Regions from separate parts of the Homo sapiens genome. Here region 2 is linked to region 1. Evidence: chromatin loops called from intact Hi-C (ENCODE). Cell type or tissue: B cell. All regions are shown on one strand. Each heading gives the region's core, and the rest is flanking DNA. Links, peaks and the distances in the headings are about the cores only. Region 1 overlaps DRC10 (dynein regulatory complex subunit 10). Region 2 overlaps SH2B3 (SH2B adaptor protein 3).

Region 1 (14,998 bases), core at 2,978-10,977:
GTGGGGTAGAATGTGGAGCATAACACAGCCCCAGTGACGGGTGGTCGGTCCTTCCTAGCACTTCTCTCTGCTGGGTGTGGCTACAAGATATGCATGGAAGTTCTGTGTGCCACCTCCACACGTGTCCTTAAGGGGCAGAACCAAGCCCTCTCCTCCCCTTTCCTCCTTCCTGCTGGCTAGACTGGGGGCCACATGATGGGGAAAGCTGGAGCAGCCATCTTGGCCCACAAGCAGAAGTCCCATGTTGGGGACAGCAGGGAAGTCACATAGAAGAAACCAGACCTCTGACAAGTTGGGGAGCAGAGATGCCACACCAGCTCCGGTGTTTCCACTACAGAGAAATACACTGCCATCTTGACTAAGCCACAGCTATTTTGGGTGTCTCTGTTATAGCAGCCAAATCTGTACTCATACACCATCTCACAGGGTTTTTGTAAAGATTTAGAGAGAAAATGTATGTTAAACTAAATACACTGTATGTGTGCAATATGACAATTATTATTAGGGTTTGGGATCATGCTACTGTTTCCCTTTTTTTTTTGAGACAGGGTCTTGCTCTGCAGCCAGGCTGGAGTACAGTGGTGCGATCTCAGCTCCCTGCAACCTCTGCCTTCTGGGCGCAAGTGATCCTCCCACCTCAGCTTCCTGAGTAGCTGGGACTACAGGTGCATACCACCACGCCCAGCTAATTTTGTCTTTTACGTAGAGACAGGGTTTTGCCGTGTTGCCCAGGCTGGTCTCAAACTCCTGAGCTCAAGTGATCCACCTGCCTTGGCCTCCCAAAGTGTTGGGATTACAGGCGTGAGCCACCACACCGCCATTTCCCTTCTTAACAATTCTTCTAACTGGTGTGGTATGCCTATAATCCTAGCTACTCAGGAGGCTGAGGCTGGAGGATCCCTTGAAGCTAGGAGTTTAAGACCAGCCTGGGTAACAGAGTAAGACCCCTCCCCTCCCCTCCCCACCCCTTCCCTTCCCTTCCCTTTCATTGAGACAGAGTCTCACTCTGTCGCACAGGCTGGAGTATGATGGTGCAATCTAGGCTCACTGCAATCTCCACTTCCTGGGTTCAAGCAATTCTTGTGCCTCAGCCTCCCGAGTAGCTGAGATTATAGGTGCACGCCACCACACCCAGCTAATTTTTATATTATGAGTAGAGATGGGGTTTCACCATGTTGGTCAGGCTGGTCTCGAACTCCTGACCTTAGGTGATCTGCCTGCCTCAGCCTCCCAAAGTGCTGGGATTACAGGCATGAGCCACTGTGCCCAGCTAATTTTTTTTTTTTTTTTTTTTTTTTTGTAGAGATGGGGTTTCACCCTGTTGCCCAGGCTGGTCTTGAACTCTTGACCTCAAGTGATCCATCTGCCTTGGCTTCCCAAAGTGCTGGGATTATAGGTGTGAGCCACTACTTCCAGCCAGACACCCCATCTCTAAAAAAAGAAAAAAAATTAATTAGGCAGGCATGGTGGCATGTGCCTGTAGTCACAGCTACTTGGGAGGCTGAGGCAGGGAGATTGCTTGAGCCCAGGAGTTCGAAACCAGCCTGGGCAACATAGCGAGACCCTGTCTCTACAAAAATGTAAAAAATTAGCCAAGAGTGGTGGCGCATGCCTGTAGTTTCAGCTACTCAAAAGGCTAAGGCAGGAGAATCGCCCAGGAGGTCAAGGCCGCAGTGAGCTATGAACGTGCCAATGCACTCAAGCCTGGGTGACAGAGCAAGATCTTGTCTCTAAAACTAAAAACTTCTAGAAACCAAATTCCTTGATTAGGCCTCAAAGGCCCTGTGTGATCTGTCTCCTTCCCCTGCTTTCCCAGCCCATCTTTGTCCCTTCCCTCTAGCTCACTGGCATTCTCTGGGTTTCTGAACTAGCCAGGCTTATTCTTGTCTCATTACTGAGGTGCACTCTACCCTCCACCTGGAACAGGGGTTGGCAAACTATGGCCCACAGGCCGAATCCAGCCAGCCACTTGTATTTGTAAGTAAAGTTTTGTTGGAACACAGCCCATTCATTTACATATTGTTTGTGGCTGCTTTTCCCCTATAACAGCAAAGCTGAGTTGAGTAATTGCAACAGACCATCTGGCCCACAAAGCCTAATGTTTTTACTATCTGGCCCTTTGTAGAAAAAGTTGGGGCCAGGTGCGGTGGCTCACACATGTAATTCCAGCACTTTGGGAGGCTGAGGTGGGAGGTGGGAGGATCACTTGAGACCAGGAATTCAAGAACAGCCTGGCCAAAATGGCAAAACTCTGTCTCTACTAAAAGATACAAAAATTAGCCAGGCGTGGTGGCACATGCCTGTAATCCCAGCTACTCAGGAGGCTGAGGCACAAGAATCACTTGAACCTGGGAGGTGAAGGCTGCAGTAAGCTGAGATCATGCCATTATACTCCAGCTTGGGCATAGAGTAAGACTGTCTCAAAAAAAAAAAAATAGTTCGCTGATCCCTAGCTTGGAAGGTTCTTCCTCACTGCACTTGCCTGGTTCACGCCCTCGCATTCTTCATATCTTGGCTTCAATGTCCCTGACCTTTTGGTGTTAAGTTCTCCTGTAACACTCCCTTTGAGAAGTACATTGTACTTCTCAAAACTGTAATTAAATGAATTCTTTAATTCCTACCTTCCTTACTGTGAACTCCATGAGGCTGGAACCACATGGGCTTATTTATAAGACCTGGCACCTAGTAAGTACTTACAATAATTTGTGGAGTAAATGAATTTTTTTTTAAAAAAAAAAAGCTACTTAGGCCAGGCGCAGTGGCTCACGCCTATAATCCCAGCACTTTGGGAGGCCAAGGCGGGCAGATCACTTAGGGTCAGGAGTTCAAGACCAGCCTGGCCAACACGGTGAAACCCCATCTCTACTAAAAATAAAAAAATTAGCTGGGCATTGTGGCGGGCACCTGTAGTCCCAGAGACTCGGGAGGCTGAGCCAGAAGAATTGCTTGAACCCAGGATGTAGAAAATGAAATAGAGGTTCCTCTTCAAAGGGACTTTCCTCCCAGTCTAATTCAGAATAGGTAGTAACCTCTCTTAGAACCAAAATTTACTCGAAGACCTGTGTTAATATTCTTCAATTCTGCTAGCTGTAATAAAGAAATCAGGCCGGGCGCGGTGGCTCATGCCAGTAATCCCAGCACTTTGGGAGGCCGAGGCGGGTGGATCATGAGGTCAGGAGATCGAGACCATCCTGGCTAACAAGGTGAAACCCCGTCTCTACTAAAAATACAAAAAATTAGCCGGGCGCGGTGGCGGGCGCCTGTAGTCCCAGCTACTCGGGAGGCTGAGGCAGGAGAATGGCGTGAACCCGGGAAGCGGAGCTTGCAGTGAGCCGAGATTGCGCCACTGCAGTCCGCAGTCCGGCTTCCGGCCTGGGCGACAGAGCGAGACTCCGTCTCAAAAAAAAAAAAAAAAAAAAAAGAAATCAATAGGCCGGGCGTGGTGACTCACGCCTGTAATCCCAGCACTTTGGGGGGCAGAGGTGGGCGGATCACGAGGTCAGGAGATCGAGACTATCCTGGCTAACACGGTGAAACCCCATCTCTACTAAAAATACAAAAAAAAAATTAGCTGGGTATGGTGGTGGGCACCTGTAGTCCCAGCTACTCGGGAGGCTGAGGCAGGAGAATGGTGTGACCCTGGAGGCGGAGCTTGCAGTGAGCTGATATCACACCACTGCACTCCAGCCTGGGTGACAGAGCAAGACTCCGCCTCAAAAAAAAAAAAAAAAAAGAAATCAATATACTCTGTTCTTAGCTCCCACATTTTAGCTTAGATATTTGCCTTGGCATACCTGAACCGGTCCAAGCAAGCATTAGGTCATAGCCTATTCCTCTTCCTTATTTGGAGGTGTTTTTGCCTCTCTCAGCATTCCAGGAGTTACTTGCTCTCTTCCTTTGTTTCCCTCTGCCTTTGCCTCTTTTGGGAAGTTCTAAATTGCTAGCCAATCGGGTTGAGTACAGAATGTGAGGTCCTGTTCCAGCCAATGGAAACTGGACACAGCAGTAGGGTGGATGCGTCAGGTTATAAATGACCCCGTCTCTTTTGTTCATGTGTGCTCTTGTGGCAAGACTGCTAGCAAGCAGCACCCTTTCTGCAGAGAGTAAACTAGCCTTGCTGAGAGATCCTTTGTCTCAGTGTTGATTTTGGCGACACCGAGCACCCATTCCCAACACAGGAGGCGGAGGTTGCAGTGAATCAAGATGTTGCCACTGCACTTTAGCCTGGGTGACACAGCAAGACTCCATCTTAAAAAAAAAAAAATCACTGGGGAGGCCGGGCATAGTGGCTCATGCCTGTAACCCCAGCACTTTGGGAGGCCAAGGCGGAAGGATCTCTTGAACCCAGAAGTTCGAGACCAACCTGGGCAACGTAGCAAGAGCCCATCTTTACAAACAATCAAAAAATTAGCCAGGCATGGTGACACACACCTGTAGTCTCAGCTACTTGGGAGGGTGAGATGGGAGGATTGCTTAAGCCTGAGAGATGGAGGCTGCAGTGTGCTGTGATCATGCCACTGCACTCTAGCCTGGGCAACAGAGTGAGACCCTGTCTCAAAAAAATCAGTCAATCAATTGGCCAGGCGCAGTGGCCAGCACTTTGGGAGGCCAAAGCAGGAGGATCACTTGAGGTCAGGAGTTCTAGACCAGCCTGGCCAACATGGCGAAAACCTGTCTCTACTAAAAATACAAAAATTAGCCGGGCGTGGTGGCATACGCCTGTAATCCCAACTACTTGGGAGGCTGTGGTGGGAGAATCGCTTGAACCTGGGAGGCAGAGGTTGCAGTGAGTCGAGATTACACCACTGCACTCTAGTCTGGACAACAGAGCGAGACTCCATCTTAAAAAAAAAATCAATCATTGAGGAAAAACCCAACCAACAAAAGATTTGTGTGGCTTCTTCAGTAATTTCAGCAATACTATGAAACAATACCTCTGCATTCCTGTTCTTCATTCTCTCCGCCAATTCCTTTTCAAGAGTATCAATGATTTGTTGGTTATTACTATTCTGTCTACTGATATCCTGTAAGAACTGGGCCTTATCCCTCGCTTCCATGGGACTAGTGAGTAGTTTTTCAAACAGGAAACCACGGAGCTCTATCAGGCTGTCAATAAAATTCTGGGCTTCTGCACTTCTACCCTGTGTCTGCATCTGCAGGAGCCTAGCAGCCTGGGGGTTGCTGAGCAAGAGTCTAAGGACGTTCTTGGTGGAGTCTTTGATCTGCTGCATAAGTGGTGAGAGGCTGGATTTCTGCAGCTCTATGGAAAGGAGGCGGTCTCTGAGCCACCCTTCCTCCTCAGCCTCTTTCTGCTCCTGCAATTGCCTTTCTTTCTCTTTCAGGCACCTGACGTTTTCAAGGAGGACCTGGCAGAGATCCTCATGCTCTCTCACTGCCCTCATGACGTCCTCCCCCAGCATCCCCTCCATATCCTCTCTGTTGGATGCCACATACGACAGCAAGGTCACCAGCTCCACCTTGTAGATCGCCTCATCCAGGATGGACATGATCCTTTTGGCCTCAATGGTGGTGAGTTTGGTCCTAGAGAGAACCAAGGGTTTTAGTGGATCAGCTGGCCTTTTAGATGGGTCTGTCTTTGGCCCTATTCTGTTGATGGCAGGGGCCTGATACAAAGGGGCCATGGCGAGAATGTCTAAAGCCATCTTGTGAGCAGCCCTCTGTGCCTCTGTAGGTCCACAGAGATGGAGACTTCGGTAGACTACTTGGGTCTCGTGCTTTTATTGTCTCTGGCCATCCTGCAAAATGAAGAAGTAGGTGTGAGTGCAGCTGTGCTGACATCTGTGTGGTTAGTGTGGCTGCAGAAACCACAACTGTTGACATCAAGAGTTCATCTTAGGTCCTCTGTCGCTTTTACACAGAACCTTTCACTGGAAGCAGTTTTCAGCTTTGTGAGGGTGTTAGGGCCACAAGGGCAGGAAGACCAAGTGTGGAGGCATCTCAGGCACATGTGTCAGGCGGGGACCAGCCAGGCATACAGACAGCATTCTAAGGATTTAAAACCAGAGACTGGTTACATCAGTGATGGGAGAGTTGAGAGGCCAACCAGGGGAAGACAAAGCCATCCCGCAATTGTCAATGGCAGGAAGCCACCACATGAAGAGATGGTGAGCCTGGGGCCCAGGGTCACCCAGGGGAAGTTTGAACCACAGCCATCAGTTCCCAGAGGAGCTAGAGACATTGCCGGAAATGCAGATTAAAGAAGGGTGGCGGTGGGGGAGGAGAAATACCCTGGTTTCTTTCTACTGCCCTTGGCCAAAACCAGCAGGAAACCAACTGACAAGCAGCCTGGGCGACGGAACCACAGGCCTCAGCCTATGTCTGAGCAGGACAGGGACAGGGCAGAATGCAGTGTAAGACTAACAGGACTAGGAATGGCACATTTTCACTGATTTTAAAGTTTTTTGGTTTGTTTGTTTATTTGTTTTGAGACAGAGTCTTGCTCTGTCGCCCAGGCTGCAGTGCAGTGCCATGATCTCGGCTCACTGCAACCTCTGCCTCCTGGGTTCAAGTGATTCTCCTGCCTCAGCCTCCTGAGCAGCTGGGACTACAGGTGCACACCACCACGCCTGGCTAATCTTTGTATTTTTAGTAGAGACAGGGTTTTGCCATGTTTGCCAGGCTGTTCTCAATCCACCTGCCTTTGCCTCCCAAAGTGCTGGGATTACAGGCCTGAGCCACCACGCCTGGCCATTTTTAAGTACTGATTTTAAAAATTGGTGGGTGAAATATAACTTTGAAATACAATTTAAAAAACTGTTTCACTAAATGTAATGTTGTATTCTGGATTGGGTTCTGGAGTGGAAAAAGGACATTAGTGGAACTGGAGAAATCCAAATCCAAATCCAAATCTAGTCTAAAGTTTAGTTAATAGCATTGTACCAACATTAATTTTGTAGGCGCTCTGTTACCCTGGCTGGAGTGCAATAGTGTGACCATGGCTCACTCCAGCCTCGACCTACTGGGCTCAAGTGATCCTCCTGTCTCAGCCTCTCAAGTAGCTAGGACTATAGGTGCTCGATGCCTAGCTAATTTTTTAACTTTTTATAGAGATGAGCTCCACTATGTTGCCCAGACTGATCTTGAACTCCTAGGCTCAAGCAATCCTCCCACCTTAGCCTCCCAGTGCTGGGAATACAGACAGGAGCCACCGTGCCGGGCCTAATTTTGTGGTTTTGACAAACACATCAAGGTTATCTAAGATGTTAACATTAGGGGGAGCAGAATGGAGGGCATACGGGAACTCTCTGTACTATCTTTGCAACTTTTCTATAAATCTACAATTATTACAAAGTAAAAAGTTTAGTTAAAAGACTATTTCAGGCCAGGCATGGTAGCTCACACCTGTAATCACAGCACTGTGGGAGGCCGAGGGAGGTGGATCATCTGAGGTCAGGAGTTCAAGACAAGCCTGGCCAACATGGCGAAACCCCGTCTCTAATAAAAATACGAGAGAATGCCAGGCATGGTGGTACGCACCTGTTACTCAGGTTAACCCCAGTTACTCAGGAGGCTGAGGCATGAGAATCTCTTGAACCTAGGAGGCGGAGGTTGCAGTAAGCCAAGTTTGCATCACTGTACTCCGGCCTGGGCAACAGAATGAGACTCTGTTTCAAAAGATAGATAGACAAATAAATAACTGTTTCAGAAAAATCTATAGGGCAATCAGAGATCAGTAATTTATATTGCTTTCATAGTACAATGGCTAAAAGTACTAGCTTTGCACAGCCCCACTTGGGTTCAAATCCTTGCTGGGGGTCTCTGGGCTGGTCATTTAATCCTCCAGAGCTTGGGCTTCCTCAGCTGTAAAACAAGAGTCCTCAGGATGAATGAGAAGCCTGCACGCTGTAAAAAATGTTCAATAAATAACTAATAGCACTAACCCAGGAAAACGAAAATCCCAAGTCCAGGACTTTAATGATTTCTGATGCAATTGCTGAACGAACACCTACTGCCTTGGCCAAGCACAGGGGCTCACGCCTGTAATCCTAGCACTTTGGGAGGTTGAAGTGGGAGGATCGCTTGAGCCCAGGAGTTCAAGACCAGCCCAGGCAACATAGCAAGTCCCCATCTCTTAAAAAAGAAAAAAAGAAAAAAAAAAAAAAAAGAACACCTACTGCCCAGGATGTCTGCTCACCCCCCAACACCATGTCTCAGATGGACACCCCCCATAACATCCCCATCCCTCACCCTGATTCTTCTTCATCTCTTCCCCCTTATCCTGTTCGTTCTCCAGGTTAAGTATCACCATCTGACATCCCTATATGCACCTGTTTATTTGTTTATTGTCTGTCTTTCCCCCTCTCCTAAGAAGTAAGCACCAATGAAAGCTGTAAGTTACTACTTACAGGTTACCTGTGCCACTTTTATTTTCATATTGTCTGTAGATGTGAGAAATGTTTTGAAGAAAGAATCATTAGGACTTGAGTGAAAGAGTTTTGAGTTTGGGTGACTGGTAGAGAAAGATGGGGCCCTTAAGAAACTATGGCAGAAATTGGGAGAGGAGAGGACATTTGGAGGGGAGGACAATGAGCTCACTTTTAAACTCATTGAGCTCTAGCTGCCATACTGCAGTGGACAATGGTGTCTTGGCCTTCCCATTATCCAGGGAGTGCAGTGGCACGATCATGGCTCACTGCAACCTCGACTTCCTGGGCTCAAACAGTCCTCCTGCCTCATGCTCCCGAGTAGCTGATACTACAGGCACGTGCCACCATTCCCAGCTAATTATTGTATTTTTATTTTTGTAGATATAGGGTCTTGCTATGTTGCCCAGGAGAAGGAAGTGACACTTGAAGCCACAAAAGATAACTTCAACTCACCAAACCAAAGAACACACCAAGAGAATGGCAGGGAATCAAAGAAACACCCAAAGTGACTAAGAACGAAAAAGAAAGGCAGGCCAGATCAGGTGCTAAGGATGTTTAGTTCCTTGGCAAGGCAGAATGTATTCAATATCAGGCCAGGTATCATGGTTCACGCCCGTAATCCCAACACTTTGGGAGGCTGAGGCAGGAGGATTTGTTGAGCCCAGGAGTTTGAGGATGCAGTGAGCTATGATCAGGCCACTGCATTCCAGCCTGAGCAACAGAGTGAGATCTTGTCTCTTAAAAAAACAAAAAAACAAAAAACAAACCAGAAGCCCCTTTGGGAGCAGAGGATTGGGAATTATCTTCAATCACTTTGATTCACACACACTTCCTGCTCCCTAATGAATCTCATGAGATCCTTTGAGGCTTTTCCTGAAGACAAAGTTTTAGGAGGCTGGGCATGGTGGCTCACAGCTGCAATCCAAGCACTTTGGGAGGCCAAGGAGGGAAGATTCCTTGAGCCCAGGAGTTCAAGATCAGCATGGGCAACAAAATGAGACCTCTACAAAAAGTTAAAAAAAAAATTAGCCTGTCATGGTGGCAGGTGCCTGTAGTCCCCGCTATTTGGGGAGCTGAGGCAGGAGGATTGCTTGAGCCAGGGAGGTTGAGGCTACAGTGAGCCATGATCGCACCACTGCACTCCAGCCTGGGTGACAGAGCGAGATCCTATCTCTCCTCTTTTTTTTTTTTTTTTTTAAGCTGGAGTTTTGCTGTTGTCACCCAGGCTGGAGTGCAATGGTGTGATTTGGGCTCACTGCAACCTCTGCCTCCCAGGTACAAGCAGTCTCCTGTCTCAGCCTCCCAAGTAGCTGGGATTACAGGCGTGCACCACCACGCTAGCCTAATTTTGTATTTTTAATAGAGACAGGGTTTCATCATGTTGGCCAGTCTGGTCTCAAACTCCTGACCTCAGGTGATCTGCCCACCTTGGCCTCCCAAAGTGGTGGGATTACAGGCGTGAGCCACCATGCCCAGCCTAGATCCTATCTTGTAAGTGAAAAAAAAGTTTTAGGGACAGCCATGGAGATTTCTCAGGCTCTCTGAGGATGAAGGATCTTTGCCCATGGCTACAGGATGAATGTGAACAAGGTAGTTAATGAATGCAGTCCTCTCCATTGTACCCCAAAGCTCTCAGGCATAAATCAAAATGCCTGAATTCTTCAGAGAGTGCGGCTGGAAACGCAACGTTACATGAAATGTTTCCAATTTGCTTTCAGCCAAATTACCTCTTTTGCTTTAAAGGGCAAACTTGTTTTCTTTGATTATGATGACACCCATCATTTCTTGACAGCTCATTTGGGTGAACAAGATAAAGCCCGTGGAACTAGGATTGAGGGGAAATGCATCTGACTCTGACGACAAAAATGACTGGAGAATCTCTTTTCCTTGAATCCTAATATGATCATTTCATGTCCTTTTTAATGCCACCAACCTTAATATTTAAATCATTTCCAACTTAAGCATCTCCGTTTAAAATTCCTGCCCTGAGAGTGAAGCAAATTGTTAATGGATGGGAAACTTTAATTGGATATTCCCTTTATTTGTCATTAATTCTGCTGATGAACTTTATAAATGGAAATATATCTTTATCATGCAAATTATACCTCGTCTTCATTCAAACAGGCTTGTTGGATATTTTATTAATTTTGCTCTTAGAATATTTTGAGGAAAAAAAAGATTTGAACTAAATTATATATTTTTTCCCCCTGGAGAGAAGGAAAAAACCCAACACTTAACAACTACCCTACAAATCCAAACTGGCAAGTGGAAAAGTCAGAGGGTGCTAAAAAAAAAAAAAAAAAAAAAAAAAAAACCAAAACAACTGGAGTGTGGGAAATGGATTTCTCTCTCTCTTTTTAAATTCACTCTTAATTTAGGTTCGGGTTACATGTGCAGGTTTGTTATATAGGTAAATTTCATGTCATGGGGGTTTGGTGTACAGATTATTTCATCACCCAGGTAATAAGCATAGTACCTGATAGGTAGTTTTTCCATCCTCATCCGGATCTCATTTTAAGGAATACCATTTTAACATTAGCTAAGTAAGTTCTTGAGAACTTACTGTGTAGCAGACACTGTTCTGAATGCTATATACGAATTAATTCCTTTAATCCTTGCAACAACCCTATGAGGTAGGTGCTATTATTACCTCTATTTCACAGATGAAGAAAGGGAGACAGAGAGAGAGGTTAGATGATTCTAGTTAGTTTACAGCTAGGAAGTGACAGGGCCTGCACCCCATCAGCACTATTCTGTCCAGTCTCTTGATTTTAAGATTGACTTCTGGCCGGGCGCAGTGGCCCACGCCTGTAATGCCACCACTTTGGGAGGCTAAGGCAGGTTGATCACTTGAGGTCAGGAGTTTGAGACCAACCTGGCCAACATGGTGAAACCCTGTCCCTACTAAAAATACAAAAATTAGCTGGGCATGGTGGTGGGCACCTGTGGAGGCTGAGGCGGGAGAATTGCTTGAACCTGGGAGGTGGAGGTTGCAGTGAGCCGAGATTGCAGCACTGCACTCCAGCCTGGGTGACACAGTGAGACTCTGTCTCAAAAAAAACAAAAACAAAAAACAAAAAAACCAAGGTCTTGCTATGTTGCCCAGGCTGGTCTTGAACTCCTGGGCTCAAGAGGAATTTTCTTTTTAGCCTCAGAAAGATCTCACTACCCTCCAAACCTCTAGCTTTCTTCCGAACTCTGTATGTTTTATCTGAGGCTTTCAAGTCTAGGGAGGGGGAAAGTGAGGGGCTAGAAAGAAGCAACAGATTCATGATGAAACCTGCTATCCCAACCAACTACTATACAGTAGGTGCTCAATAAAGAAATCACTGTTGCGGTTGGGCTCAGTGGCTCACACCTGTAATTCCAGCACTGTGGGAGGCCGAGGCAGGTGGATCACCTGAGGTCAGGAGTTTGAGACCAGCCTGGGCAATATGGCGAAACATCTCTACTAAAAATACAAAAATTAGCCGGGTGTGGTGAAACATGCCTGTAATCCCAACTACTTGGGAGGCTGAGGCAGGAGAATCACTTGAACCAGGGAAATGGAAGTTGCAGTGAGCTGAGATCGCACCACTGCACACTCCAGCCTGGGTGACAGCGTGAGACTCCGTCTCAAAAAAAAAAAAAAAAAAAAAGAGAAAAAAAGAGAAAAGAAAAAGAAATCACTGTTGAATAAATGAGATGGCAAACCCAGATTTACCAACAGGCTTGTCTCCTCACTGGGAGATGCTGGCATAATAGGATAATGTTGTTTTGCAAAATATATATGTCCTGAATTGGAGCCAGAAAAGAGAGTCATATTTTCATGATAGAACTGTAGGCCAACAATTGGCCTATGAATTCTTTTGCATCCCTTTACTCAGGGCTTGGAATTTTTTAAACAAAAGTTTTAAATGTAATGAATTTTTTACTTTTTCATAGTTGAGTGGTTTTTTTTTTCTTTCTGTGACTAATTTTGAACTATTACCCAATCCTCCTCTCTTGTTCTTTTTGAGAACCTGTGTTTTATGGTTTACAACTGGTCTGTAAAAGATTCCCAGGCTAGGGCTGCAGCAATGAATGCTGGAGGTATTGACAGTTGGGACCCTGTTTGTAATGCTGGCTGGGTGGCTGCAGGCTCCAGGATTATCTGGTGCTTTGGAGACAGAGGACATGGGATAGTGACTCAGATTGGGAGGGAACATGCCCCCCGGGACAGATTTCTATGTTGCTGGTTATGATGAAATACTTTCCACTGACCACAAGCTATATAGCCTTGGGCAAGTCCACTTGATCTTCTGGGCTTTCATTTCCTCATTACTGAAGTGGAAACGAAAAACACATTTGGAATGCAATTCCAGTGTCTCACCACTTCCTGGCTGTGTGGCTTTGGGTAAGTCGATTAACCTCTCTAAGCCTTGACGTTCTACCTGTGAAATGGGACACAGCACTGTTGAGGGAATGAAATGAAATCCTTGCTCAAAAGTGTTACGCTTTTATGACTTTTAGTACTACTTCAAAAATTATGTTAATATCAACACTTTAATGTTTCTTAAAATAGATGTGCTTTTCCACAAAATAATATGGTATATGTTTTTGTATCAAAGGCTTTATAAAAAGTCAAAACAGAAGCAGTTTTTACTCCTTTTTACTATTTTGTTTTTAATTTTGCTGGTTTCTGCATTATTCATGTTCTCCTGTTAGTGACCGAAGAAGACCAAGTTCCCTTAAATCACTCCCCATTGTCCAGTCTCCCCTCCTTATCAATCAGTTCATCAGGAATTTTAATTCCTCTTTTGGTTACAGTGTCACTTTAGAAATGCTTATTTCTGGTTATATCTAAGTGTAGACAGCATCACTTTGGCAGTTTCAGACAGAAGGAAGAATTTCCTAGTAGTGAATTTAGATTATTCTATAATCAACTTCTCCAACTTGAAAAAAATATTTAACTACTACACACCTATTAGAATGGACAAAATCTAGAACACCGACAACTCCAAATGCTGGTGAGGATGTGAAGCAGAAACTCTGTCATTGCTGGTGGGAATGCAACATGGTGCGGCCACTTGGGAAGACAGTTGTTTTCTTACAAATTTAAACCTGCTCTTACTGTACGATCCAGTAATTGCACTCCTTGGTGTTTACCCAAAGGAGTTGAAAACTCATGTGCACACAAAAACCTGCACACACAAAAAGCTTATGGATATTTATAGCAGCTTCATTCACAACTGCCAAAATTTGGAAGCAACCAAGATGTCCTTCAGGAGCTGAGTAGATAAACAGTGGGGCATCCCGACAATGGAATACAGGATTATTCAGTGTTAAAAAGAAATGAGCTGTCAAGCCACGAAAAGACATGGAAGAAACTTAAATGCATATCACTAAGTGAAAGAAGCCAATCTGAAGAAGCTGCATATGGTATCACTCCAACTATATGACATTCTGGCAAAGGCAAAACTATGGAGATAGTAAAAAGATCAGTGTTGTCTAAGGGCTGGGGGAAGGGAGGGATGAATAGGCAGAACAGGGAGGATTTTTAGGGCAGTGAAAATACTATGTACCTTACTACAATGATGGATACCATCATTATACATTTGTCCAAATTCACAGAATGTACAACACCAAGCGTGAACCCTTATCCCTTATGTAAACTATGGAATTTGGATGCTGCTGCTGATGTGTCAATGTAGGTTCATCAACTGTAACAAATGCACCACTCTGGTGGGGGAGGTTGACGGTGGGGCAGGCTGTGCATGTGGGAATAGGGGGTATGTAGGAACTCTCTCTACCTTTCTCTCAATTTTGCTGTGAATCTAAAACTGCTTAAAAAATAAAATCTTAAGGTTGTAACCCTTTACTGGGCAGTGAAATCAGTTTGCCAACTGGGACTAGAGTTAAAATTAAACGAAACAGGGTTGGGTGCGGTGGCTCACTCCTGTAATCTTTGGGATTACAGGACTTTGGGAGCACTTTGGGAGGCCGAGGTGGGTGGATCACCTGAGGTCAAGAGTTCGAGACCAAGCCTGGCTATCATGGTGAAACCCAGTCTCTACTAAAAATACAGAAATTAGCAGCGCATGGTGTTGGGCACCTGTAATTCCAGCTACCTGGTAGGCTGAGGCAGGAGAATCGCTTGAACCCAAGAGGCGTAGGTTGCAGTGAGCTGAGATTGCACCACTGCACTCCAGCCTGGGCAACAGAGAAAGGCTCTGTCTCAAAAAAACAAAACAAAAAACAGCCTATCTCAAACCCGTCCTGCTCTCAGGCACTAATGTATAATGTTCCTTTTGTCAGAAACCAACCCCCCAGGAATAATTTCTCCCTAGATTAACAATTTCTCATTCTTTAGGTCTTAGCTCAATGGCTACCCCTCCTCAGACTGGAACAGACAGCACTTTACAACCTGTGGAAACTCTCTCACCTTTCCTGCATAGTACTAATCACACGTGTAATTTTTTTTTTTTTACAGCTCTATTGAGGTATAATTTACATTACCATAAAATTCACCCATTGTAAGTGTAAAACTCAGTGACTATTTTTGTAAATGTATCTGAAGTTGCCACATCACTACAATCCAGTTTTAGAACATTTCTATCACTCCCCCCAAATTCCCATGAGCTAATCTGCAA
Region 2 (14,998 bases), core at 4,652-12,651, 1.8 Mb before region 1:
CAGTGGGGACTTTAGGTTTTACATTAAGAGCAGTGGGAACAATTGGAGGATTTAGGCCTAGAGGGCCTGAGACACTTGCTGGGGCCACCTGCGGGTGGGAGTGGGTGCAAGGGACCCTCCAGGCTACCTGTGGTCTCCCAGCTCAGGCCCGCGATGGGAGAGTATGACATGATTTCCTCTAGAGACCTCCTTCCCCTGGGCACCGCTGAGCCCCAGGCAGGGCAAGGACAGGGGAGCAGTGTGTTTATGTGGGGGAAAGGTGACATGCCTTTCATCACCCATCATCGGGCTCACGACCGACACTCTTGCAACAAGACAGGTCAGCAAGAGAAAAGCATCACAAAGTTATTGAATCAAAGTTTTATGTGACATGTAGCTTTCAGGAATGAAGACCGAAAGACCCCAGGAAATGGTCTGTCTGGTGTTTAGGTTTGATGGAGCAGGGATAGCTGCGTAAAAATGGGATTGGGATGAAAGGGTGTGATCTACTGAGCTAGACGGAGGCGGGGTCCCAGCAAGGCCTGCTTGCTCCCATTCCTCTTGGCCTCTGCATGGTGTTCCTTCCTCCCAGTGTAGGGCAGGACCTCTCTGGAACTTACAACCTGCCTCCCTCAGACAAGGTAGGTTGGAGAATTTCTCTGTGGATGGCTCCTACCCAGGAAGGTAGGGGAAGGTTAGAGTTATATTTCTAGGTTTTATGGCTGGCTTTCAGGGAGAGGGGTTCTAGATTCTATGACCCACCTTGAGGAAGAATTCTGGTTCCGTTTTTCTTTTATCTTTTTTTTTTTTTTTTTGTTAAGAGAGATGGGGATTTGCTATGTTGCCCAGGCTGGCCTCAAACTCCTGGCCCTAAGTGATCCTGCTGCCTCGGCCTCCCAGTGTTGGGATTACAGGCGTGAGCCACTGTGCCCAGCCGCCTAGTTTCTATGACTCACTTCAGGGGAGAAGGAGGGTGAGAGAGACAGGAAGGCAGAAGGAGGTGAGAGAGACTTTGCTTCTGAGGGCCCCTTCTGAGCCCTTCTAGTCTTCTTTAGTTCAAGTACGTAGCATGCCACAGCACCTTTCTTTGGGGTGTTGTTTTCTGAGCCCCAACATTCATGGCCCTGAATGTGTGCCTCTGTGTGCCAGGTGTTGCCCTAAATTCTTGGACCTTCCCATGAGCTGGAGTTCACTGACCCATTTGACAGATGAGGAAACTGAGGCACTGGGAGAAGCAAAGAGACTTGCCTGGGATCATGAAGTGAAGGGGATCTGAACCCTGAGACAGGAACTCTTGATCCCAAGGGGCCCCTAACCCCAAGCCCTTGGCCCCCTGCTGAACTGGTTCAAACCAGAGAGTGTATAACCCAGCTCCAGGCTGGGCTGGGCCTGAGGTGTGCGTCTCACCTGGCAGTTACAAGAAAAGGAAATTGCACTGGTTGCCACATTTACAACCTAAAGTGGAGAGATTTCACAGAATCCAGACTTCTGGTTTCTCTTATGGAATCCGGGGATCGGCCGGGCACGGTGGCTCATACCTGTAATCCCAGGACTTTGGGAGGCGAAGGCAGATGGATCACTTGAAGTCAGGAGTTCAAGAGCAGCCTGGCCAACATAGTGAAACCCAGTCTCTACTAAAAATACAAAAATTAGCTGGCCACAGTGACGTGTGCCTATAATCCCAGCTACTCGGGAGGCTGAGGCAGGAGAATCACTTGAGCCCAGGAGGTGGAGGTTGCAGTGAGCTGAGATTGCACCGTTGCACTCCAGCCTGGGCGACAGAGCAAGACTCCATCTCAGGAAAAAAAAAAAAAAAAAAAAAAAAAAAAAATCAGAGGATCTGGCGGTGCCAGGCCGGCATTGGAGGGGGTCCCAGCCTGGCCTGTGCTGCCACTGGTTCAGCAGTAGAGCCTGACGGGGAGGCGACAGCAGTGGGGGCCCTGGGGAAGGAGAAAGATTCCAGAAGCAGCTGCTAGGCTGGAGTAGCTGGCCTTGGGCCCCAGACCTTCCCGGGGAGGTGGGGCTCCCATTTCAAATGGAGCATGCCCAGCCTGCCGGGCCTCAGTTTCCACATATGCCCAGGCATGGATTAGCTGAGATGGTCTTGAAGTCCTGCCAGCCCTGGTGGTTCTGGAGGTTGAGCCTCAGTTTCCCTCATCTGTACAGTGGAGGACATGATGGAGTTCTAGCTGTTGATAAATGCCCTTTAAACCACCATTTATTGGGCTTTCCTTATACAGCAGGCACTTTACTGACCTGGCTTCATTTTATCTTCACAGCAGCCCTGTGAGGGTAGCTGCGCCATTAGGCCCATTTCACAGATGGGGAGACTAGGTCTGAGAGAGCTTAGGTGGCTTTCCCAAGGTCTCACAGCCCCTGTGGCTGAGAGGGGCTTGGAACCTGGGCAGTTGGCTGCCCCTGTGAGCAGTGAGTCCTTAGAAGGACTTACTGTCAGTATTATTGATGGCACTGTTAACTAGGGCCCTGCATGGGTGGGGGCACCTGTTTTGGGCTCTTGGACTAGGAAAAGCTCCTGTGGCCATTTTATCCAATGCCACCATTTTATAGATGCCAACACCGAGGCCTGGAGGGGGCTGGCCAGCGCCCCTCACCTGGCACAGAGGACTCTGCCTGGCACATCCCACCCATGGCCTCTGATGCCCAGCTTGGAGAAGTGGTAGAAGAGGGGCTGGGGGATGCCTCAGGGGGACTTAGCCCTCAGCCCTGAGCCCCCCGCTGCATCACAGGCCTGAGTGCCCAGGAGGCAGTGGTCTGGGTAGGAGTGGCTGCGACTCGGGGGTAAATGTGCTTCAGAGCCATCCCCACTCATCCCCTTTCGAGCCAGGTGTCCCTGGTGTGTGACTTGGCCTTGCTGGGCCTCAGTTTTCTGTAAAATGGGAAGTGTCATGGGGGGCAGGCTACGGTAAGCACTGATAGGGCAGGTGAGGGGCAGCCTCGGGCCCACCCTTCTGGCAGGAGACATTTGGGGCACCCAGAAGCCCTGGAACAAGGCCACTCTGACCTTGATTTTGGGAGCACAAAGTCCCCCCAAGAGATAGCACAGGAGCCCGGGTGTCTGATGAGTGACCCATCCCTTGGGGGCCTCAGTTCCTGGGTGTGCCTGGGTCTGCAGGGGAGGCAGAGGCACAGGTGGGCAGCTCCCTCTGGGTGGGCTGTGACCCTGCCTGGGCACAGGAGGGCCGTGCCCGTCCGTCCTTGCCGTGATTCTTCCAGGTGGCACCGCCCTCACACCTCCTTTACAGAGGAGGAAACTGAGACCCGGGGAGGCCACAGGAGTCGGGCTCTGGGCCCAGAGCCTGGGCGGGGATGCAGGAGCCACCCCCATGCCTCCGGGTGTGGGAAAGGGGAAGCAGAAAGAAAGGGACGTCCGCCGGAGGCCTGGCGGTTTCCTCTCGGGGCAGGAGTGCGAGGAGGAGGAGGAGGAGGAGGAGGAGGAGGAAGAGGAGGAGGAGGAGGAGGAGGGACGGCAGGAAGCCGCCTCGGGCTCTGACAGGCGCGGCCCTGGCCTGCCCCTGCCCTTCTGAGCCTGTGACCCGGGGGAAGGCACTTTGCCCTCCCTGTGCCTCAGTTTACTCAAGTAAAAATAGCTGAATGATGGCTCTGGCCCCAGGATCAACTGAGTGCTGTCTGGGAAGCACCTAGAGCTGTGCCCAACACAGCCAGTGTTCGCTGGGGCCTGCAAGGCTTTGCTGCTGCAGGCATCACTGGCGTTGTCATTTTTATTTATTATTTATTTATTTAGAGACAGAGTCTCGCTCTGTCGCCCAGGTTAGAGCAGAGTGGTGTGATTTTGGCTCACTGCAACCACCGCCTCCAGGGTTCAAGCAATTCTCCTGCCTCAGCCTCCCGAGTAGCTGGGATTACAGGCGCCCACCACCACACTCCGCTAATTTTTCTGTATTATTAGTAGAGACGCGGTTTCGCCATGTTGGCCAGGCTGGTCTCGAACTCCTGACCTCAGGCTGTCCATCTGCCTCGGCCTCCCAAAGTGCTAGGATTACAGGCGTGAGCTACCGCGCCCGGCCCATTTTTATTAATTGGTTTTCATGTGACAGGCACTGTGTCCGCCACATCCCATGGAATCCTTATCACAAACCCCGGAGGTGGGGACAGTGATGAAGCCATTTCACAGCCAAGAAAACTAGGCACAGAGAGGTCCAGAAACTTGCCCGAGGCCCCAGAGCTGGTAGGTGGCCAAGGCAGGAAATGAGAGTCCCTGGTGGGTCTGCCAAGGCCGGGGGGCACCAGGGGCAGGGGGTTTGTGTTTAGGCCCCAGAACAGGCAGAGAGAAAGCACCCACCCTCCACCGTCAGAACGAGCCTGTATCCCGGCAAGCAGGGCAGACTGAGCCCTGGTCTTGGCAGGCAGGCAGAGCTCAGGTCCTGGCGGGCACACAGGCTTAAGAAGCCGGTTTTTTCCTGGGCCCACGTCTCCTGGGGGACCAGCGGCAGAGGCTCCTGGGGTAGGAACGGAGGTCCCATCCTCACTCTGTCCTGGGCTGCCATGTGACCCAGGTAGGTCCCAGTCCTCTCTGAGCTATGAAGTGGGTGCCTGCAGTGGCCTTCTGGGAGTGATGGGGAAGGCGGAGGGGGTTGGGCAGGGCTCCTGCGGCCCCAGCCACACACACTGCCGCCCCATCTGCCCCCTTATTGGGGTTCCATGCAAAATCGTTTTTGAAAAAGTGCTTTGCCGCTTAGAAGAAACCCCCGACCGCGCTGAAACCACGGGGGCAGATGGTATCGGGGCGCTTCCTTTCAGCTCAAATTCTGCGAATCCACAGCCTAGAAAGTGCCCTGAATCCAACAAGGGGGGAGGTAATTAAGTTATTATGGTCCATCCCCACCCCGTCCTGCTTACCAGGCCTGGCTGCTCTTACTGGCTTCTTGGAAGTTGGTGTGGTATTTTTTTGTTTTGTTTGTTTTCGAGGCTGGTATTGAGATGAGACCATTGTGGGGTCAGGGCTGTGGGCTTGGAGGTTCAGGGTCAGGGTCCAGGGGCGAAGGGTGGACGCTGGAGAAGGGCAGATGGACAGGGTCAGGTTCAGATCTTGGCTCTTGTATCCTTGCTGTGTGGCTCTGGGCCAAGAACTTGGCCTCTCTGCGCCTCAGTGGCTCATTACAGAAAATGGGATGCCAGCACTTGCCTTAGTGGGTTGTTTTGAGCCAACTGCAGGCTCAGGGAGTAGCTGGCATGATGTGTTCCTACCCTGAAGGGCAGAAAAAGGGGAAGGAGGCCACCAGATCCCACAGGTGGGTCCCCAGGGTCCCTCCCCGGGATGGGCAGCAGCCTGGCTGCTCCCCACAGCAACCCCTGGCTGGCCCCATTGGCGCTGCTGGAAATCCCCCACCCAGTTCTTTGTGAATGGAAAAGGAAACTGATTGCGCTAGAAGAGGTCTCCGAGTGCCGGCCGGGGGTGGGTGGCGGGGGGGGCTTCCTCTCCCAGTGCAGGAGGGGCCACCTCAGCTTCCTTTCTGGGGCCCCATACCCCCTTTTTCCTATCTCCCCTCTGAGTTGAGGAGGAGGCTGTGGCCCCCGCCCACTGTTTGGCCTCTGGAACCACTGGGTGACAGTGTACATCGGGGCGATTAAGGGCCACCTGGCCTCTGGACCTCCCTCGCTGTGGCTGCTGCCTGGGACCCCCCACCCCATGCCTGACTCGAACCCCAACCTCAGCTCTACACACAGGGGCACCACTGTAGGAGGAGAGAGAAACCTCTCTCTAGGGAACCACCTGGAAGGGGGCCCTGCCCTGTCTTCATCTGGGTACCCCATGTAATCTAGGAAACTGTCTTTAACTTGCCGAGGGCCTCCATGTCTGAGTTCCTAATGTTTTTTATTTTGCTTTTTCAATTAATAAAGCTCATGGCAGAAACTATTTAAAGAAAAAAAAAAACAGTAACAGAAAAACCTCCCACAATCTCACTACCCAGAGAGAACCAGCATTTCCATTTTGGTAGATGTCATTATTGTCATTTTTGTTTTGTTTTTGAGACTGGGGGACACTGCTCTGTCCCCCAGACTAGAGAGCAGTGGCGCCATCTCGGCTCATTGCATCCTCAACCTCCTGGGCTCAAGGTGATCTTCCCACCTTAGCCTCCCAAGTAGCTGGGACTATTTAATGCTGCTATTAGCATAGACATTAGCAGGACACCATGCCCTGCTAATTTTTAAGTTTTTTTGTAGAGACAAACTCTCACTATGTTGCCTAGGCTGGTCTTAAACTCCTAGGCTCAACAGTCCTCCCGCCTAGGTCTCCCAAAGTTCTGGGATTTACAGGCGTGAGCCACCACCACACCCAGCCTCTTCTCTGTCTTTAACTTTGCCTCCGCCTCCAAATTCCAATTCCTTCAGCAATTGCTGGGAAGGGATTACTTTTTGCACAATTCTGTCTGGAGCCCCTTGCAGGCAGGAGCTTGTGGACAAAAGCTTCAGCCTTTGCGGGCCTGGCATTCCTCATACTATTTGGTCACCTGCTTTTTTCACTTTGTGTCCTGAACATTTTTCTGTATTCTTTTTTTTTTTTTTTTCCACCTCCTAGGTTCAAGCGATTCTCGTGCCTCAGGCTCCCGAGTAGCCAGGATTACAGGCATGTGCCACCACGCCCGGCTAATTTTTGTATTTTTAGTAGAGACGGGGTTTCACCATGTTGGCCAGGCTGGTCTCGAACTCCTGACCTCAGGTGAGCTGCCTGCCTCAGCCTCCCAAAGTGCTGGGATTACAGCCACCGCGCCCAGCCCATTTTTAACTTTTTTGCTGGTATAGATGACCCTGGGATGAACACCTTATGTCAGTCTTGGTGCCCACTTCTGATGATTTTCTTCTGCTCAGTTCCTAGAAGGGGAGTGCTGGGTCAAGGCTTTTATGAGCACTTCTGATCCGTTCTTGCTCTCAAAGCTTTATTGAGATATAATTTACAAACCATAAAATTCGCTTGTGTAAAGCGTATAATTCATTGGTTTTTAGTATATTTACAGAGTTGTGCAACCCTCACCATAATCTAATTTTAGAACATTTTCGTCATCAAAAAAGGAAACCTTGTACCCATGAACAGTCACTCCCCATACCTCCCTCCCCAGCCCCTGGCAACCACTCATCTCTTTTCTGTCTCCAGGGATTTACCTATTCTGGACATTTCACATATGTGGAATCAGACTATGCAGCCTTTTGTGTCTGGCTTCCTTCACTTAGCATCATGTTTTCCAGGTTCACCGAAGTTACAGCATGTATTTTGTTCCTTTTTATGGCTGAAAAATACTCCATTGTATGGACTTGCCACATTTTGCTTATTTGTTTATCACTTAATAGACATCAGGTTATCTCCACTTTCTGGCTGTTATGAATAATGCTGCTATGAACATTCGTGGACAAGTTTTTGTGTGGATCTGTGTTTTCATTTCTCTTGGGATACATCTAGGAGTGGAATTGCTGGGGCATACAGTAATTCTATGTTTAATTACATTGGGCTGGGCACGGTGGCTAACGCCAGTAATCCCAGCACTTTGGGGGGCTAAGGCAGGTGGATCACTTGATGTCAGGAGTTTGAGACCAGCCTGGCCAACATGGTGAAACCCTGTCTCTACTAAAAATCAAAAATTAGCTGGGCGTGGTGGTGGATACCTTTAATCCCAGTTACTCAGGAGGCTGAGGCAGAAGAATCACTTGAACCCAGGAGGTGGAGGCTGCAGCGAGCCAAGATCATGCCATTGCACTCCAGCCTGGGAAACAGAGAGAGACTCTGACTCAGAAAAAAAAATGACTATATATAAAATAAATATGACTGCCAACCTGTTTTCTGAAGCAACTGTACCATTTTATATTCCCACCATCATTGCGTGAGAGGACTCCAGTTTCTCCATGTCCTTGCCAATATTTGTTATTGTCTGTCTTCTTGATTGTAGCCATCCCAGCCATCTTAAAGGGTGTGAAGTAGTTTCTCAGTGTGGTGTTTTTTTTGTTTGTTTGTTTTAAACGGGGTCTTGTTCTGTCACCCAGCCTGGAGTGCAGTGCAGTGGAGTGCAGAGGCAGCTCACTGCAGCCTCAAACTCCTGGGCTCAAGTGATCCTCCCACCTCAGCCTCTTGAGTAGCTAGGATTACAGGCACACACCACCACACTCAGCTAATTTTTGTTTTTCACTACACTACGTGATGTGGTTTTTTGTTTTGTTTTGTTTTGTTTTTGTTTTTTGAAGAGCTGGGGTTTCACCATATTTCCCAGGCTGGTCTCGAACACCTGGATTCAAGCAGTCCTCTCACCTCAGCCTCCCAAAATGCTGGGATTACAGGTGTGAGCTACCGGGTTTAGCCTCAGTGTGGTTTTGATATGCATTTCCCCAATGGAAAATGGTGTTGAGCATCTTTTCATCTGCCTAATAGCCATTTCTTATTCTTTTGATACATTATTTTTGAGTAGCCTTCCAGAAAGGTCATACGCATATATCTTCTTGTCACCAGTGGTGCCAGCACTGGGTATTATTTTAAAAACCTTTGCCACCTTCTGGATGAAAAGTGGTTATCTTATCCTAAGTGTGACCATTTCTCTTTGTTAAAAGTTGAGATATGATTCATATACCATAAAATTCACTTGTTTAAATTGTACAATGCATTGGCTTTTAGTATATTTAAACAATTGTGCAATGATCACCACTATCTAATCCAGAACATTTCTATCACCCTAGAAAAAAACCTTGGAGCAGTCAGTCCCCAAACTCCCTGCCTCCAGCCCGTGGCAACCACTGATCTTTCTGTCCCCGTGGATTTCGACTGTTTCTCTTCTGTTCCTTGGTCATACACATTTCTTGTGATTTATCAGGCTATTTACTCAGCATGTTTGTCTCCTGCACTGCTTGCCTTTTTCTTGATTTGTGAACACTACACGGCACGGATATTAGCTCTGTCCCATGTTGCAAATATTTCCCTGGTTTCCGATTTGACTTTTCAATTTTGTTCCTGCATTTCTTGACCTATGGGGGTTTGCAAGTTCCAGGCAGTAAAATCCAGTGATCTTCGCCTTTATGGTTTTATTCTTTGCTTTTTTACCTTAGAAAGGCCTTTCCCCACCCAGGATCAGATAAATAATTATTTAGGTTTTATTCTAGTTCTGTCTTGGTTTCCTTTTTCACTTTTAATTATTTAATCCAGCTGGCTTTTGTTATGGGTGGCTGGTGTGATTTCCTGTTGTTTTGTGATGTCAGTGAGAGGCTGTGTGTCAAGGCCTGTGACATGGTAAACGTTCAGTAAACAGGAGCTAAAATGATAGTAATGAGAGTCCGTGCCGGGTGGAGCTCAGAAGGACATGGGATTCCCGGTGCTGTGCCGTGGCTGGAGGAGGACCTGGCCTGGCTGTGCCAGTTGGCTGGGAGCCCCTCCACCCCAGAAGCCCTTGCTCTCACCTCTTCTTCTGAATCATCGTTCTTCGAAGGCAGGCAGTAGCTACCGTTGTCTGGGGCTTTGGGGATCTTGGTGGTGATGAGTCCCCTCTCCTCTGGTGCACTCTCCCCACCCGAGACGGGCGACAGAGGTTTTTTGTTGTTTCTTAACCACATCTTTTTCCACCCACACCCGGTGCAGAGCAGATGCTTGGCCGGGGCTTCCCCGAGCTGGTCCTGGCTTTGTGGCAGGGGGATGGGCCGTCGGTGCCCCATTCAAGCCTGGGGACCTGGCCCCACTGGTGTGTGCTACAGTAGACCCAGCCCTGGGGCCCCATGATACCCTCGGTGATCGTCACAGATGCGGGGCCTGGCTACAGTCCTCACTGGTGTTTTTTTTGTTTTTGAGAGGGCATCTTGAAGTAGCCCAAGCTGGAGTGCAGTAGCACGATCTCGGCTCACTGCAACCTCCGCCTCCCAGGTTCAGGTGATTCTCGTGCCTCAGCCTCCTGAGTAGCTGGGACTACACATGCACCACCACGCCTGGCTAATTTTTGAATTTTTAGTAGAGGCAGGGTTTCACCATGTTGGCCAGGCTGGTCTCGAACTCCTGACCTCAAGTGATCCGCCCATCTTGACCTCCCAAAGTGCTCGTTACAGGCGTGAACAACCCCCACCCACTGCAGGGAGCCAGGCTTGCCCCCTCCCTGCCAAGGGAGCTGCTTGCTCTCCCTTCTGTCTGGAGGCCAGCACAGCCTGGCACTCGTGGTTTGGGGCGTCCATGGCCTTGTGGTGGCGAGGCGCAGAAGGCGTCACCTGAAAAAGGTGTGGCCAAGGGCAGGGGTGCTGGGCTTAGCCAGGCTGGCCACAGTGGGGGCAGGAAGGATTCCTATGGGGACAGCTGGGAGCAGGATGTGGTCGTGCGAGGCGTGGGCTGACGGCAGCTGGCATGCAGCAGGGGAGGTGTGCTGGGACCAGGCCTGGAGTGGGGTCTGGTGGCCCTGCCGTGTATGGAGCTGAGTGCCGCCCAGAGATGCCATCTTGTCCTCAGAAGTGGCTCAGGCCTGCTGGGGACAGGGCAGGTGGATGGAAGCTGCTGCATGCCCTGTGCCATGTGCTGGTCCGCTGGCTGTCACTGCAGCGCAGCTCCCGGTGCCTGACAGTTGTTTGTCCTTATTTGGCACTTGAGAGCCCAGCGGTTTGGCCAGAATGGTGCCCTGTGCGGAGGGCACAGCTTGAGTGAAGGTGTGGAGGGAAAAGGCCCTGGGGGTGTGGCTCCCCTCCTTCCATCCTGCTCCTTGCAAGGCCCATCCCAGGACATTCCTCCTAGCCAGGTGGGCTGGATGGGGCCTGGACTTCCTGTCCATGTTTTGGGATGAGAGCGCTGGGGAAGGTGCCCACTGCGGGGTAGGGAGTGTAGGGCTTTCCAGGCATCATCCCTCATAAGCCACTGTCCCCAGGCCTTGCGCATAGCCCCACCATAGCCGACTCGAGAGTAGAAGCGTCCCACCATCCTCACAGCAGGCTGCAGGGGCCATGTGTAACTGGCCCCTCCACCCTTGGCCACCTGGTGGAGTCGGCACCCATATCTGAGGAGGGGACCATGTTGCTGCTGGGGACTCTGGGCTGGTCTGGAAGCAGGTGTGGTGGGGGCTGTCTTTCCCTGTGTGAAGGTCTTCCTCTGGGTGTCTGTCGCTGTAGGGAGGCCACTCTAGCATCTGAAAGGGGCTCTGTGTCCTTGCCATCATGATTCTGTCTTGGGGGTGGTTGCTGTCTCTCTGAGAGGGGGCTTTGTGTCTGTGTCCCTGTGATTCTCTGACATGCAGGAGGACCATGATGGGAACTGAGGGGAATTCACTCTGGGTGGGGTTTTAGACAGGTCCCCAAGTCCTGTCTGTCCCAGCATCTCTGGCTAATCACTTCCCCCGCCCCCCTCCCGCCACACACATACACGGGAAAAGCAGGCTGGTGTGTGTCCTGTTGCCCACACCACACTCAGTCACTCAGTGTGAGCTGGGGTGCCACCTGCCTGGAGGGGGGATCTGACTCTGAACAGGGATTCTGTATTTGGGGGTGTCACACTCACCATGTCTGTCTCTGCCTCTACCATCTGACTGGGAGAATTCCTCTCAGGGTTGGGGTGGGCACCAAGCCTTGCTCCCAGTAGGGGCCCAGCCCTGGGTTGGGCCCAGAGGAGGTGCTTGGAGGGTTTACTGGGTGACGGATGGATGAGCACTTGGGTAGGGGCCTGGGACCCCCAAAGCCCTCAGATGTCTGGGAAATAGGGGGATGTTCTGGCTGGGGAGGTTTCTGTTTCTGGCATTGGGGGGCTCTTGCCAGGAAAGGGCTTTTCTGGCAGCCATGTGGCTTTTCTGGAAGCTTCTCCCTTCTCTTTCCTCCTCCCCTGTGGGGAAAGGGCACCTGAGGCAGCAGGGTGCAGACCAAGGGGGGATCTGGCCCATAATGAACAGGGTGGTGGGGGTCTAGGAGCCGCTGCCCTGTGGACTGGGCCCACTGGGCATTCAGGGCAGCAGGCAGGCTCACTTGCAGAAGTCCAAGGAGTGGGTTCCATTATCATCCCCATTTTACAGGTGAGGAAACTGAAGCACAGCAGGCCAAAGTAATTTGCTCAGGGCCCTGCATTTGAAGGGTCTGTGAAGGAGGGGCCAGGCTTGGGGTCCTGGTGGGGGGCATAGCAGAGAAGCGCCCTGTGGCCTGTAGTTCCCACACTGATTCAGTCGCTGGAACTGGCTCATTGCCTTCAGTTTGCCCCCCAAGGAGCTTGGGAAAAGGGGGCTGAGATCACCCATCACACCCCATACCTCCCTCTGCTTCCCAGGCACTTGAGAGCTTGGGGGTCCCAGGTACCTACCCAAGTGCTCATCCATCCATCCACCCGGCAAACCCTCCAAGTACCTCCTCTGGGCCTGCCCCAGGGCTGGGCCTCAGCTGGCAGCAAGGTTTGGTGCCCACCCCAACCCCAAGAGGAACTCTCCCAGTCAGATGGTGGAGGCAGTTGCGTCATCAGGAAACCATGGCCGGTTCGATAAGCTCAGTGCTGAGGGAGAGGCACAGGAATTGCACTAATCATGACTCAGTGGTCAGAGAAGGCTCCCTGGAGGAGAGGAGGTTTTCTCTGCTGGGACATGCAGTTTGGGTCAGGCAGGGCATCACAAATGCAGGGGCTGGGTGGCAGGGGAAGGTGTGGGCGGGAAGGCGGCTGGAGGGAGACCAGGTGTTGGGGGTGCTGGGGCTGGGGGTGGGCAGATGAGGATTGGAGCCCTGGCTCAACTTCGCTATTCCCCATGGCTGGGGCACTGTGTGATTTTGCCTCCCAGAGTCTGTAGCATGGGGGCTCCTGATGGTGCCCTTGCGGGGAGGTCAGGGGGCTGACACACCTGAGCCTGCCTTTCAGCCTGCCCTCTTCCCTGGCCAGCTGGAGGGGCCTTGGGAGGCCCACCCCAGCCCTGAGAGCACTGGCTTGTAGCATCCCTATCACTCATGGTCTTCACTGGGGTGGGGGATGGCAGTAGGGGCAATCATCCCCTATGCCCCCCGTTACCCAGCACAAAGGATGCTTAGCCAGCAAAAGGCTTATGATGAATGTTGAGCACCCACCACCTAGCAGGCACTGGCTCGCGGCCAAGGACACCACGTGAGCAAAGCCAAGTCACGGCAGAGACCTGCATCAAGGAATGCGCAAGACCAGCTCATAGGACAACAGGCAGGGAAGGAAGTGAAGGGGCTTTGCGGCTCAGGATTTAGATACTGTGGTCAGGGAGGGCCTCCCTGAGGAGATGACACTTTGAAAAGCAGTCGTATTTGTGAAGCTGTGGGGGGAGCTGCCTCTCTGAGGGCACAGGCCCCGAGTGCACCTGGCACACTGAAGAAGAGTGGAGGCCAGTGTGGCTGGATCAGAGCGAGGGAGGGAGGCCCAAGAGGCTGAGGAGGTAACAAGGGTCTCTCAGATGAGGACCACAGGGGAGTTTTTGTTTTTGTTTGTTTGTTTGTTTGAGACAGTCTTGCTCTGTTGCCCAGGCTGCAGTGCAGTGCAGTGGCGCAATCTTGGCTTACTGCAGCCTCTGCCTCCCGGGTTCAAGTGATTCTCCTGCGTCAGCCTCCCAAGTAGCTGGGACTACAGGTACCTGCCACCATGCCCGACTAATTTTTGTATTTTTGTATTTTTTTGTGTGAGATGGAGTTTCGCTTTTGTTGCCCAGGCTGGAGTGCAGTGGCACGATCTTGGCTCACCACAACCTCTGCCTCCTGGGTTCAAGCGATTCTCCTGCCTCAGCCTCCCGAGCAGCTGGGATTATAGGCATGTGTCATCACACCTGGCTAATTTTGTATTTTTAGTAGAGACAGAGTTTCTCCATGTTGGTCAGGCTGGTCTCTAACTCCTGACCTCAGGTGATCTGCCTTGCCTCGGCCTCCCAACGTGCTGGGATTACAGGTGTGAGCCACCGCACCTGGCCTAATTTTTGTATTTTTAATAGAGACAGGGTTTCACCATATTGGCCAGGCTGGTCTTGAACTCCTGACCTTGTGATCTGCCCGCCTCGGCCTCCCAAAGTGCTGGGATTACAGGCGTGAGCCACTGCGCCCAGCCGGGAGTTTCTTTTGAGATGAGATTTTGCTCTGTTGTCGAGGCTGGAGTGCAGTGGCACCATCATAGTTCACGGCAGCCTCAACCTCCCTGCTTCAGCCTCCTGTAGCTGCAGGGGAGTTTTGAGCAGAGGAGGGTAGGCTGGAGCAGCATCGTGGGGGTGGAAATAGCTAATTCTGGACAGACTTGGGCGTAGTCTGATGGGACAGATGGCAGTTTTTGATGCTGCCCAACTCCCAGAGGGCCCAGGTGTCACACTGTTTTCCAGCCTGGCTCCTCTCTCCTCACTGGGGGCTCCTTGTGAATACCCCTTTCCCCCAGCAGTTGTCTGGGACTGGAATCCTGGCTGCTCAGCTCCCAGCATCCACCACTTTCTGCCTTTGAGGGATGGGCCGTGCCTCCCCTCCTGCACATCTTCTGTGGCTCCCTGGCATCTGGGGGGAAGATGGGGGACAGAGGCCTCCCTGCCCAGCTCTCTTGACCTCCCTCAGACCCCAGCCAGCTCAGACGCCGGTGGGTTTCAGATCCACCCAGGTCCCATGTTAAAATGCAGATTCCAAACTCCCTTCCAGATGTCCTGTGCCAGAAGGTCATAGAAGCACCCTGTGCTGTGTTCCCTCCCCCTTGGAGGTCTCTTGAGCCTTCTCATCTGTGAAGTAGGTGAAGGCACAGGAGGGCCACGTGAGGCTCACACACACTGCTCCTTGCACGGAGCTGGCCCGGGGCAGGGTGGTGAGGCTTCTCCTTCATAAATCTCACTGTCCATGATGCCCAGGATTGTCCTTTGCTCTGGAACCATGACGTCCTACTTGGTTTCGTCGTGTCCTTGATGGTGTGACGCCCATTTCTGTGACTTCCTCTTGGAAAACTTTTTGAAAAATGTTGCCGGCCTGTGAATTCCACAATCTGGAAACTGCTGGTGGGCCACCCAGGCTCCAATGCCTGGCACACAGCAGATGCTCACTAAAGGGTGGTGTGGGGTCTGTGAGCGTCATTTCCAGCCACAGTCAAGCCCCTGTTGTCTTC

What was found. Hi-C counts contacts between places; a loop is a spot of excess contacts. Peaks named below come from ENCODE experiments on the same cell type or tissue, not always from the same donor. Only the 100,000 strongest peaks of a DNase experiment are listed, where the experiment ranks them.
Region 2: it touches region 1 in a loop (8-fold over the local background); 1 of 110 quality-filtered maps calls a loop at or near these places.

Annotation. Positions count from the first base shown.
Region 1 is chr12:113,202,504-113,217,501 of GRCh38, forward strand. It overlaps DRC10 (dynein regulatory complex subunit 10), which reads right to left. Exons shown (of 5, transcript NM_001330452.2): 2 at 4,935-5,756. The coding sequence starts at 5,663. Among named protein-coding and RNA genes, the nearest start is that of DRC10, 11 kb to the right of the region's middle. RefSeq lists enhancers at 1-448, 2,127-2,196, 5,546-5,675, 5,886-6,195, 6,346-6,505. In B cell, for the core only: no CTCF peak of the experiment used is centred there; a DNase peak (open chromatin) is centred at 5,988; H3K4me3 peaks cover 1,605 bases; H3K27ac peaks cover 3,373 bases.
Region 2 is chr12:111,425,609-111,440,606 of GRCh38, forward strand. The region is part of intron 2 of SH2B3 (SH2B adaptor protein 3); the gene reads left to right. It overlaps LOC124903019 (a long non-coding RNA gene), which reads right to left. Exons shown (of 2, transcript XR_007063462.1): 1 at 12,340-14,998; 2 at 6,876-11,476. Among named protein-coding and RNA genes, the nearest start is that of SH2B3, 27 kb to the left of the region's middle. RefSeq lists enhancers at 5,126-5,435, 9,357-9,446, 9,507-9,636, 10,147-10,726, 10,727-11,306 and 3 more. In B cell, for the core only: no CTCF peak of the experiment used is centred there; DNase peaks (open chromatin) are centred at 4,653, 5,303, 9,533, 12,383 and 1 weaker place; H3K4me3 peaks cover 2,455 bases; H3K27ac peaks cover 7,932 bases.